2 separate regions of the Homo sapiens genome follow, and region 1 is linked to region 2. The links are chromatin contacts, found by Hi-C or POLR2A ChIA-PET in ENCODE. All regions are on one chromosome and are shown on one strand. Each heading gives the region's core, a stretch centred on a gene start or an enhancer-like site at or near the end of the contact. The rest is flanking DNA. Distances are from core to core; before and after follow the strand shown. Region 1 overlaps WWOX (WW domain containing oxidoreductase). Region 2 overlaps CFDP1 (craniofacial development protein 1).

The links. A loop is a pair of places that touch in the nucleus more often than their neighbours do. ChIA-PET counts read pairs that join two places held with the same protein, here RNA polymerase II (POLR2A). Pooled maps may share reads with other maps.
Region 1: a pooled map shows a loop between it and region 2 (4-fold over the local background). The contact joins two enhancer-like sites. A Hi-C loop is called at or near these places in 1 of 50 pooled maps. POLR2A ChIA-PET finds 5 or more read pairs at or near these places in 2 of 52 experiments (OCI-LY7 and activated CD4-positive, alpha-beta T cell).

The regions. Positions count from the first base shown.
Region 1 is chr16:78,741,108-78,747,789 of GRCh38, forward strand. The region is part of intron 8 of WWOX (WW domain containing oxidoreductase); the gene reads left to right. Among named protein-coding and RNA genes, the nearest start is that of WWOX-AS2, 240 kb to the left of the region's middle. RefSeq lists an enhancer at 1,659-1,918. Within about 2 kb of position 1,529, at least 12 of the 41 ENCODE cell types and tissues checked have a DNase peak (open chromatin) inside an H3K27ac peak, as active enhancers do.
Region 2 is chr16:75,376,227-75,382,407 of GRCh38, forward strand. All of the region lies in intron 5 of CFDP1 (craniofacial development protein 1), which reads right to left. Among named protein-coding and RNA genes, the nearest start is that of CFDP1, 54 kb to the right of the region's middle. RefSeq lists enhancers at 381-878, 4,291-4,400. Within about 2 kb of position 1,930, at least 7 of the 41 ENCODE cell types and tissues checked have a DNase peak (open chromatin) inside an H3K27ac peak, as active enhancers do.

The DNA of each region.
Region 1 (6,682 bases), core at 279-2,778, 3.4 Mb after region 2:
GTTAGGTTAGGAACTGCCTAGCGCCACTTCACACTGCAGTAGGAGAGTGAGTAGTTGTGACAGAGACCATTTATCCCACAAAGCCTAGAATCTTTATTATAATCCTGTAACAGAAAGCATTTACTGACTCCTTAGCATTGCCATGTTTAGCAAATAAAATTGCAGGATGCTGGTCAGGCGCGGTGGCTCACGCCTGTAATCCCAGCATTTTGGGAGGCCAAGGTGGGCAGATTACTTGAGGTCAGGAGATCGAGATCAGCCGGGCCAACCTGGTGAGATCCCATCTCTACTAATAATACAAAAAATAGCTGGCGTGGTGGCGCATGTCTGTAATTACAGTTACTCGGGAGGCTGAGGCAGGAGAATCACTTGAACCTGGGAGGCAGAGGTTGAAGTGACCCAAGATCACCACTGCACCCCAGCCTGGGCGACAGAGTGAGACTGTGTCTCAAAAACAAAATATCTGGCTGGGCACAGTGGCTCATGCCTGTAATCCCAGCACTTTGGGAGGCTGAGGTGGGTGGATCACTTGAGGTCAGGAGTTCAAGACCAGGCTGGCCAACATGGCAAAACCCTGTCTATACTAAAAATACAGAAATCAGTGGGGCATGGGGCGGGTGCTCTGTAGTCTCAGCTACTCAGGAGGCTGAGGCAGGAGAATTGCTTGAATCCAGGAGACGGAGGTTGCAGTGAGTTGAGACTGTGCCACTACACTCCAGCCTGGGCGGCAGAGTGAGACGCTGTCTCAAATAAATACATACATACAACATAAAGTAAGATGTTAAAGTAAATTTTAATTTTAGATAAACAATGGATAATTTTTTAGCAAAAGGATGTTCCACATTTAACTGGACATTATCTCTGTCTCTCTCCCTCCTTACCTGCCTCCTATCCTCTCTTCCCACCCCCTACGATGTCTATGTATAGTTTCAACCTGGCAACCCTGTGACCTCAGCACTAGGATATGGATAGAAAACATAGTAGCCCCTATTTACCTTTATCTTTTATCTCAACCCATTTAAATGTCTTTTCCTTGCAATGTTTTGTAATATTACATGTAGATTGTACATCGTTTGTCGATAAATCAGTGTACAAATACTAGGGGTGAGTGTGCTCAAAACTTATTTTTACTGATAATAGTCCATGATCAAGGCAGTTTGGAGACCACTCAGGACAGGGAAAACGCAGACTCATGTGACCCATCAGGGCTTCAGGGTGTCCTCTGGTGAAGGGCAGCAGCAGGACAGAGCCCCACTTCTAGCTCTGGCTCAGGTTAAGTGTTTCAGCGCCCTGGCTTCTGTGTCTTCATGTGCAAATGGAGATAATAGTCAGCACCTATGCAGGTTACTGTGAAAACAGGTTGGAAGTATTTATCTACAGCGTGGACCAGAGCCTCTGGTATGTACTAGGTGCCCTAGAAATGTTCTTTCCTCTGACTCAAATGACAAATCAGTTTCTAGGGAAAGGAACGCACAGCGATCCCCAGCGCATCACGAGAAATCTCTCTCCAGCTTTGCCCTGGCTGCGCTGGTGACTCACTCGGGGCTAAAACTGTTTATGTCTGCGGAGTCAGAGCGTTCTGCCCTGCGGTTTCAGTTCACATGGGGTTGGGCGACACAGTTTTGTTTTCACTTTGGTTTATCGTGTGAGTTTCCATCCATCAACTCTTTTGTATCTGATGTTCTTGGGAAACTTTGCGGGAATTCACTTGAAATTGTCCAGTGAACAGCCATTGCGAGTCTCATGGTCAGAGCCGGGGGCTTCCCAGTGTAGGGTCTGGTCAAGGAAAGGGCCACTTCCTGGGCCTCCCAAAAAGAGGAAGGAGAAGGCCCTGGCTTGTGGAAGAGTAAGAGGGGCCTCGTTAATGTCTCCCAAGCACAGTACCCCAACTCCCCACATACAGTCCCAACCCTTACTGCAGCCGGGAGGTTAGGTGTCTGCCGTGCTCATGAACAGGAAGTGAACCCGATCAGCCCCCGAAGGAAACATCCGTCTCTCTCCTTGGAGGAGACACTTGAGTGTCTTTCTCTGTGTGCTGCAGCCGTTATTGATATCAGTTCCCAGGCAAGGTTCATGCTGGCAGAGGAGGCCACTCTTTCTGCACTGGAGAGCAAAAGCCATCTTATCTCTCTGAGTGCAAGGTGACAGTGAGGAGATTGGCCCTGTGTATCCCTCAGAGACCAGTATTCCCTCATTTGCCAATCTAGAAAGAAGACTGTGTTTGCTGTCATTTGTTTCTTAACTCATTGATTCTCAAACAGAATCTTCCCAGGGATCTGCTTCATGCTGTATTTTGTACTGTGTCCTGAGATGATGAGGATTCGGTGTCTACCCTCAAGAAGCATCATTTAGAGAAGAAATTAGAAAAGTAAGTGAGGCAGGAGAACAGGATCTGGAGGCAGGGAATCTAAGGCTGATTCACGTTGACTTTGTATAATTAAATCAAAAGGAAAACACCAACTTTCCACAACTAAGTTATAAAAGGACCAGAGGCTACTCCCTCTGCAACCCCTCCCCACTTTTCTGAGTTGCAGATGGAAAATTGAAAGTACCCCTGATTGGTTGCTTTCCACGACCATTCAGCCGTTTGCATAGGAGCTGTAACTTTGTAACTTCGCTTCACCCTCTGATTGGTTGCTTTTCACAACCTATCAGACATTTGCATAGGAGTGTAACTTCTTTCCACAACCAATCTGACTGATTGTGGGCCATTACTTCATTTCCATGAGGTGTACACCAAGTGGCCAATGGGAGACCTCTATAGGGTATTTAAACCCCAGAAAATTCTTTAACCAGGCTCTTGAGCCTCTATGCTTGGGCTGCTCCCACCGTTTGGAGTGTACTTTCCTTTTCAGTAAATCTCTACTTTTGTTGTTTCATTCTTTCCTTGCTTTGTTTATGCGTTTTGTCCAATTCTTTATTCAAAACGCCAAGAACCTGGACGCCCTCCTCCAGTAACATAATGAATGTCTGGATGTGGTATGAAGAGTATTGGGGTACACCACAGCAGCGTGTGCTCTGAGAACACAGTAAACAGGCATTTGATACAGATCAGAAGGTCCGTAAAGGTGGTATTTGAACTAAGTTTTGAGAGCTGGGTAAGAGTTTGTGAAAAGACAGGGCTTAAGGAAGGATATAGTAAGCTGAAGGCACAGGACTTTAGAAACACATAGGCTATAACTGCAAGGTGTGTCTCAGAAGGTACATGTGACGTTTCATTTTTATTTGTTTGCTTTTTTATAGTGACTGCATGATCATTATATGCAGAAGACGCTTGAAGGGGCCAGATTAGGAAGGGCCCATGGTCCACACTGCTTTTTTTTTTTTTTTTTTTTTTTTTTTGAAACGGAGTATCTGTCTCTCACCCAGGCTGGAGTGCAGTGGCACAGTCTTGGCTCATTGCAACATCTGCCTCCTGGGTTCAAGCAATTTTCTTGCCTCAGCCTCCCGAGTAGCTGGGATTACAGGCACCTGCCACCACACCTGGCTAATTTTTGTATTTTTAGTAGAGATGAGGTTTCACCATGTTGGCCAGGCTAGTCTTGAATTCTTGACCTTAAGTGATCCACCTGCCTCGGCCTCCCAAAGTGCTGGGATTACAGGCGTGAGCCACTGTGTATTTCTATTACCAGCCTGCACTGCATTTCTATTACCCGAAAACAGTGTGGAAAATATTAATTACAAGGGAGATTAAAAAGTAAAACTGGTTGGTTGGCCTGAAGACCCACATGGTGACTTCACTAAAGTCATTGGGTAAGCAAAGAAGAGCAACACTCTAGTTTTCCTCCAAGCTTCAACGTTTTCTGTTTCCTCCTATGTCAGGTCTTAATTTCCCTACCTGATTCAGGCTGCGCTAAGCTGACTTCATCATGACTCCTGGCTTCCCCAGTCCCTGCTTCCCAGCACATACCATTTATTCAGTGTTGGCCAGTGACGCCTGCCACTGCATTTTATTGATGAAGAAATGGAGATCTCAAGAGGTAAAAAAAACTGACTATAGGAGCCAAGACTAGTTTAGAGTGGAGTTTGAATATGAACATGCCTCTGTCTGTGAAAGCCAGTGTCCCTTCAGCCAGGATCTTTCCTGGAAGAACTCAGTATTAAGGCACTTGATTAGTTCTTCCTGTTGGTGGACTGATTGATTACATTTGAATCTTTCAGCAAGCTTTTGGCTGAGCTGGGCATCTTCCCCGCCTTCCTCCACCTCTGCCTTCAAAAGCCTGAATTTCCAAGGCTTTCTGCCATGAGTACTTAGCTTTGAAAAACATGAGCATATTTTTCATTCTTCTTGCCGGCCTCTCCCTGTGTCATGCCTGTTATTCTTTTCTCCCTCAACATTGACCTAGGTCAGAAGGACCCTATTTTAATGTTTAGCGTTTGGGGGTCACTCCATAGAGAGGGGTTTGTGGAAATCCTTTTTTTTTTTTTTTTTTTTTTTGCTTCTTTCTGTGGATCTGTTTGGAAATGTAACATTTTAAAGCCCTTCTTGGCTGGAGGATTTTTTATGGTAAACATAAAACGTTCATTGAAACATTAAACATTTTACAGCTGTTTTTCAGCACATAAATTTTCATAGACATCCACCCCCTCACTGCCACACCCCCTCATAGATTTCTTCTTTTCCTCCTCCTTCTCCTCCTCCCTCTTCCTCCTCTTTTTCCCCCCCCTTCAAATAGTTCCAAGACCAGAGTTGAGGGTGGGTGGGTAGAGGGCTAGTTTACAGATAAAATGGTTGGTGTAGATCATCTAGTTTGGAAAAAGCACATTGTATTTTAATACTAGGAACGTGTGCATGCCAGAAACCTGCCAAGGAAAACACTCCCGCTGCTCCTTCCAGCCCTGACTCCAGCTGCTATGAACTGGAACCCTGCACCACGTCTCAGAAGGCTACTGGGAAGGGCCATAATCTGTATCCATCCACAAGGAGAGGTGGAGGGGGGCTACTCTAAGAAGCCAAAATGCTCAGGAAAGCCAGAGCTAAGATGGTGCAAACCAGCATGTGATTTGTCCAAGGACATCGTTTTGATATGATGAACCATGGGTGGTTTGGGCATTTGTCAAAGCAGGGTCAGCAGAAAGCTGACGTAGTTGGGTCTAAAGTACAACAGGACTGAGCATGGTGGCTCACACCTGTAATTCTAGTGCATTGGGAGGCCAAGGCAGGAGGATTGCTTGAGGCCAGGTGTTCAAGACCAGCCTTGGCAATATAGCAAGACATTGCCTGTACAAAAAATTTAAAAATTAGCTGGGAATGATGGTGCATGCCTGTAGTCTCAGCTACTTGGGAGGCTGAGGCAGGAGGATCAACTGAGCCCAGGAGTTTAAGGCTGCAGTGAGCCATGATCATGCCACTACACTCCAGTACACTCCAGGACTTTAGGCCTGCTAAAGTGCATTGTAGTAATACTAGATATCAGCACCCTTGCCATGGCCTCATGAGCAGTGAAATGAACTTTCTTGCTCCTGGATTTTTGGCTCTTGGCCTTGTAATTTTTTTTTTTCATGGGATATTAGTCAACATGATGTGAGCAGAGTCTTGAGATGTGCTTGCATGATTGGCTTTGTACTCCTGCATTTTTCCCATAGCCAATGCCTTTTCTTCAGCTTGGGCTGCAGAATGAGATAGATGAAACAGACCTGAATCTGACTTATACCCTGGAGCCATTTTCAGCAAACCCAGTCAATATCAGGCCAACCTCAACCAATTCTTAGACTAGTGAGTGAGGAAAATAAATATTTGATCTTGTGAACCCTTGAAATTTTGAGGTTGTTTGTTATGCGGCAGTATTTTGGCAGTAGCTGATGAATACACCACTCCCCATCCCTAGTGGCTTCCTATACCATTTAGAATAAAAATACACGCTCTTTTCCAGGGTCTACATGTCCTGAAGACCTGAACTCCTGCCTGCCTCTCAGTTTATTTCCTACCTCAAGTAGCTGTGCCCAATGTCCTCCCAATATCCTGCAACCACTCTAGTCTTCTTTCTTTTCCTGGGACCCACAGAGCCTATATCTGCTTCAAGGCTTTTGTACATGTTGTTTCTTTTGCCTGGGAAGAGTGGTGGGGGGCACTTTCTTGCCCATTTTTTTTTTTTTTTTTTGAGATGGAGTCTCGCTCTTGTCATGCAGGCTGGAGTGCAGTAGCACGATCTCGGCTCATTGCAACCTCTGCCTCCCGGGTTCAAGCAATTCTCTAGCCTCAGCCTCCCAAATTGCTGAGAGTACAGGCATCTGCGACCACACCTGTCTAATTTCTTATCTTTCTAACACAGTTTAAATATCACTTTCTCAGAGGCCTACCCTGACCATCCTACTTAAGTAACAATAATAAAATAAAAATACCCATCATTTATGAAGTGCTCATTATGTGCCAGCGTTCTTAGCATCTCCCAACAACCCTAGGAGACAGGCATTACAATGAGCCTTCGTAATGTTCAGATGAGGAAACTGAGGCTAAGAGAGCCTTGGCAAGCTGAGTTACTTAGCTAGCAAATGGTGGAGTCGAATTCAAACCCTGCCTCTCCTCACCCACTCTGTTTCTTTTCTTTTGAGCACTTACCACTTTCTGAATATGTATACAATTGTTTCCTCGATTACTGTCTGCCTCTTCTTCCCTAGAGCGTCAGCCCATGAGCTTATCCAGCCTACAGAGGAGATGCTGCAGCTTGGCAGAGCATGGATT
Region 2 (6,181 bases), core at 680-3,179:
AACCAAAACAAAAACATTAAGCACACATCTACTCCATGACCTAGCAATTCCATTCCTAGGTATTTAGGTACCCAAGATAAATAAAAACATATGTCTTCAAAAAGATTTGGAAATAACCCATACGTTTATCAGCAGGATAGATGGATAAACTGTGGTATATATGAACAATTTATAAAAAGCAATGAACCACTGATATACACAGCAACATGATAAGTCTCAAATACATGTTCTTTCACTGTAGGTAAAAGAATCCAGGCACAAAAATTTAAAAAATGTATGCTTTGATTTCCATGACGTTCTGGAAAAGCAAAACTAATCTATCATGATAAAAATCAGTAGTTGCCTGGGGCAAAGAGCATAGGGCAAAAGCAACTGGAAAGGGGCATGAGGGAACTTTCTGGAGTGACGGAATCATACTATACCTTATCTTGGATAGTGGCTATGAAGTAGTAGGCAGGACAGGATTCCAGAGGCAGGGCTTGGATACCAAACCAAATTGATGACTAGCTAAAACAGGTATGGGGCAGAAGCGGCTTTCTGTAAGACACACCCACCAGTGTGCTATGTCAGTTTACCATTGGTATGACAACACCTGAGAGTTACCGCCCCTTCCCAGAGCAATGACCTGACGATCCAGAAGTTATTACCCTTTTCCTAGAAATTTCTGCATAAACTGCCCCTTAATCTGCATGTAATTAAAAGTAGATATAAATATGACTGCAGAACTGCCCTGAGCTGCTACTCTCAGCACAATGCCTATGCGGTAACCCTGCTCTGCAGGAGCAGTCAAGGAGCTGTTAACACTGCCGCTTCAATAAAGCTGTTTTCTTCTACCACCAGCTAGCTCTTGAATTACTTCCTGAGCAAAGCCAAGACCCTCCAGGGCTAAGCCCCAACTGGGGGCTTGGCTGTGCCCTGTATCAGTTATATGGATGTATTCAATTGTGAAAACTCATTAAATTGAACACTTAAGGCCCCTGTGATAATGAACCTACCTCCTGCCATAAAAGTCAAATGCTATGGGAACCAAAAAGCAGTACTTAATGAATGCTGTTTGATACATGATGAATAGATGAATACATGAAGACTGAGAAAATATTGAAGTGTGGAGTATAATTATCATTAAAATGCTCTCCATCATTCTTCTACCACTATATTGGTGTGAGTCCACACAAATCTCTTCAATTTATTGACCAATCACAATTAAGATGATATCCTTGTCTCTCTGAAATCCTGCTCTATTTATAACTCAACTCTTTCTTGAATATTTCCAATGAATGTCCATATAACAAGCTTTCCAGCTGAAGTAACAAAAGAAATAAAGAAAAGAAAAAGGTGGCAAAGAAGAAACTAAATGTGAGAGAAGATATGAAAAAGACTCCTTGTGTTCAAGTACAATCTAGTCAATTTAGTTCCAAAGGAAGAAAAACATGAAGTCACTAAATATGCTCCTAGTTGAAGGTCAGGGAAACCACTCAGAAAGGCCAACAGTTTGCTTCTCCACTTCTCGAGGTTCACTCAGTTCTATTGTGTTCTCATAGGCAGTAAAAACCAAAAGAAAATCATCCAAAGCAACAAACATGCAGTTGCCCCAAACTGCTTTAGCAATAAATAGAATTTCATGCTGAGTGGCAGACTGTTTAGCTCACATTCCTGTAACGTCCCCTACATCTATTTCACGCAGCAACTTCGCTAGCAGTCACCAGCCACAGCCTGAACACTGTAGTAACAGGGCACATTATACATCAAAATCCCTTAGATACATTTTAACCCAGCATCTATGGTAGAAAACAACCAAGAGTTTCTTGTTATCCACAAGGCAAGCCAAAGTTAAGTGCAGGAAAGGCTGAGGGAATACCATGTGCTTCCTTTCTGACTGGAAAACAAGGCTTCCAGGCAACACAGCAGGGTTTCTGTGCACTCTGACAGGGATGTGCGTTGTAAGCTGCATTGCTATGGAAACAACACTTCTACAACTAGAGGACAAGTCAACCTGAAATAAAGGAAATAGCAGGAATTGCAAAATAGGTCTTGTGGAATGAGTAAGGAGCATCTCACGTCTCTGCTTGAACTATGGCATGATTAAGCTGAAATAAAATGTCATTCCAATCATATAACAGACATTTACAGTCTGTTTTTGGGGTCAGCTACTTGCTGAACACAAGCTATGAAACCAAAACCACCCTGCTTTTAAGATGAAAACTGACAAAATATGCAAAACTAAAAGGATAAGAACTAAATTTCCACAGATCAAAGTTTTAAAAAATGGTGATCATTAATAAAAGCTATTCATTTACTCCTTAATCAAATACTATAAATTATTTGCCACGTACCAGGCTGGACACATACAAAAAAGACAAAATCTACGCCTTCAAGCTCACAGCGTAGTGATGGAGACTAAGGTGTAAAACTGACGATGAGGGAGTATGGGATAGTTAGTGCTACAATAAAGGCTATTAAACAAATGCAGTTGCAAAGGGGTAGTAGTTAGAGTTTAGTGCAAGACACAGACACTGACTGGCCGACAAAAAAGGAATTTATTTAAAAGATATTGGGGTAAAAACAAAGATACTGGTCTTTCCAAGTGTCCACAGAATATACAAGACAGACCACATCCTGGCCCATAAAATTAATATCAACAAATTTAAAAGAGTTGAAATCACAAAGAATGTGTTCACCAGCAACATGATCAAACTAGAAAGCAACAACAGAAAGACAACAGAAAACTCTCTGAAAACTTGGAAATGGAACAATACACTTCTAAATAATGCATGGGTCAAAAAGAAAGTCTCAAGGGAATTAAAAAAATAATGAACGGAATAAAATCATACATGTATCAAAAATTGTTGAATATAGCTAAAGCAGTGTGAGGGAAATGTGTAGTAAGAAATACATACAGTGTAAAGAGGAAAAGTCTCAAATCAATAATCTAAGCTCCAACTTCAAGAATCTAGTAAAAAAAAAGAGCAATATATAGGCAAACCAAGCAGAAGCAAGGAAATAATTATAGAAGTAAATGAAATTGAAAACATAAAGGGAAAGATCAATGAAACAGAGCTGGTTCTTTGAACAGATCAATAAAATCGACAAACGTCTAGCAAGACTGACCAAAAAAAAAAGAGAGAGAGAGAGAAGGCACAAATTACCAATATCGGAGGTAATGAAATGGGATATCACTACAAGTATCAAAAGGATAAGAGAATATTATGCAGAATTCTACCCAAATAAATTTGGCAACATAGACTAATTCCTCAAAAAAGACAAACCACAAGACACTCAATATGAAAGAGCCCTGTAACTATTAAGGAAACAATTTGTCATTTAAAAACTCCCAAAAAGGAAATCTCTAGATTAGTGATTACCAGAGGTTAAGGAGGGGGTGAGGGCAGGAGGAAAGTGTATGTAGCTATAGAGAACATGAGGAATCTTAGCAGATATGAAAATGTTCTGTATCTTGACTATATCTGTCAATGTAAATATCCCAGTTGTAATATTATAAGATGGTACCATAGGGGGAAACTGGGTCAAAGGAACAAGGAATCTCTGCACTAGTTTATATGACTACACATGAGTATACAACCTCTTAAAATTAAAGGTTTATTTATTTATTTTTTTAAAGGTAAAGGGATTGCTGGGCGTAGTGGCTCATGCCTGTAATCTAAGCACTTTGGGAGGCCGAGATGGGCATATCACTTGAGCCCAGGAGTTTGAGACCAGCCTGGGCAACATGGTGGAACCCTGTCTCTACTAAAAATACAAAAATTAGACAGGCGTGCAGGTACTCATTTGTAGTCCCAGCTACTTAGGAAGCTGAGGCAGGAAAATCGCTTGAACTCAGGAGGTGGAGGTTGCACTGAGCTGAGATTGTGCCACTGCACTCCAGCCTGGGCAACACAGCAAAACTCCATCTGAAAAAAAAAAAAGAAAGAAAAGCTACATAGGGTATCTGCACTTAAAGCCGATGAACTTCCATTTTAGGCAAGATGGATACTTAAGATAACCTAAACATTTTCCAGATAAAGACCTAGAAATGCTACATAAAATATACCAAAAATTATTTTAAGTGTATAGCTAAACTCATAAGAAAGAATGGGCAACCTCCGGGTATTTGGATCAAAGAAGGAACTGAAAACCACAGTAGAGCACATGAGCTGAAATAGTGGTTACAGCCGGCAGGGTGGGGTGGGGGAAGACAGTTTCAATAACTTCCAGTCGGGGTTTTATTTGCCACGTGATAATAAAAATGGTCTTGAGCTTACAGGCAGTAGAGAACTAGAACTAAGGCTAAAAGTGGAAAGTCAATGCATCCTCAATGAAAGGAAAGAGTTAGGAAAAAAAAAAAATCACATAACAGCCCAAGGAACAGAGAAGAAAGTGTATCTAAGCTTTTGGGCTGTAGCGGGTAGGAAGAAAGGTCTCTTTTAAGAACCGGAACGAACCCTGGGCCTGCAACCCACATAGATTTGGGCTTCAAAATTATACTTTCAATTATAATATCTGAATGTTCCAGGCACTCCAAACCAAAGAATTAACATAAAAATTGGCCCAGGCAAGAGCATCTAGAAAAAGCAAATTCATCCCCACTTTTTAAAACCAGGTCATATAAGATCACACCACAGATAAAACCTCGCTAAAGAGTAAAAACATATTAAACATAAAAGGAAATACTGACAGTGAACTGAAGGATTTTTTTGAGAGTTAGCAATCGACAGTAGCAGTTCAATAAACTAGAACTTACTAATAGACAACAAAGATAAAATTTTTGAGCATGTGACACTATCTAAGCTAAATCTCTGCCAAATTACCCCAGCAGTGGCACGTAGAGTGGAGAGAGGAAGAGTGACTACAGACTTTATGTAAACTTAGGAAATGATTACAATAGTCCAAGCCTTTCAAAAGATTTTAGAAAATATTCTAATTACATAGTGACAGATGCTTCAGAATGTAAGACCCAGGGCCAGGAGCAATGGCCCATACCTGTAATCCCAGCACTTTCAGAGGCCAACATGGGAGGAATGCCTGAAGGCAGGAGTTGGAGACCAGCCTGGGTAACAAAGTGAGACCCTGTCTCAATAAAAAATTAAAATTAAAATAGTTTTTTAAAAAAGAAAGAATGTAAGACCCAGAAAAAAGGCAATGAGAGTGGAGATAAAATGAGGGAGGGGGATATGAATGAATACTTACAGACATTTTGGGAGTAGAGTTAAAAGGACTCATTGGATTGGGCAGTTAGGGGCTAGGGGGAAAGACAAGAAAGGGAAAAACTAAAGGTGACACTGAGGTTGGGGCTCAACTACTATTGAGGAAAATAGTGGTATATTCTCCCTCTACCAACGACAGGCAGTTTTGGCCCAGCAGATGAGAACACTAGACTGGAAAGAAGCCTCAGATTTCTAGTCCAGGTTCTCTCTCTTTGGCAAGCTACTGAATTTCACATGTTGGTTTCTTCACTTCTGTAATATGGGAGGATTTAGGGAAACTGAGTTAAATACTGGACCAGTTGTGGAGTCAAGGGGATTCAGAATAAACTGCTTGCAAGCAGCAAGAGATATGGGTCTGGAGTTCAGGAGAAAAGCAGTACTGAAAGGACAGAGCAGAGGGAGAATCATCAGTGTTGAAAAGATGGTTAAAGTTGTAGCAGTAGATGATACTATTAGATGCATAAAGACAAGAGGCCTATGAATCTTGGGAAAACCCTAAGCAAATATAAGAAAGGTAGCAGTCGAAAGCTCAGAGACAATTAGCCAGGCATGGTGGTGCATGCCTGTAGTCCCAGCTACACAGGAGGCTGAGGTGGGAAGATCACTTGAGCCAGAATGCAGAGGTTGTAGTGAGCTGAGATCTTGCCACTGCACTCCAGCCTGGGCAACAGGAGTGAAACCCCTGTCTCAAAAAAGAAAAAAAAAAAAAAAGCTCAGAGGCATACCAGTCTTACTGAGAAGGGGTATTCTGAGATAGAGTACCATAATTAGATGACATACTATATTGGGATAGAGTTGTGTTCCATTTTCCACTGCCAACTAATTTCCTGAGTGATTGATAAAATATAAGGAAAATAAAAGTCTTTGTCACAGACCTTCCCTAGTATCCCTCGAAAACACTGATCCTTTGCTTTCATTATGGTGTTAGAAGTTCTACTTCAAAGGGTTTAAAAAATATATTCTATAAAGACAGATAGATA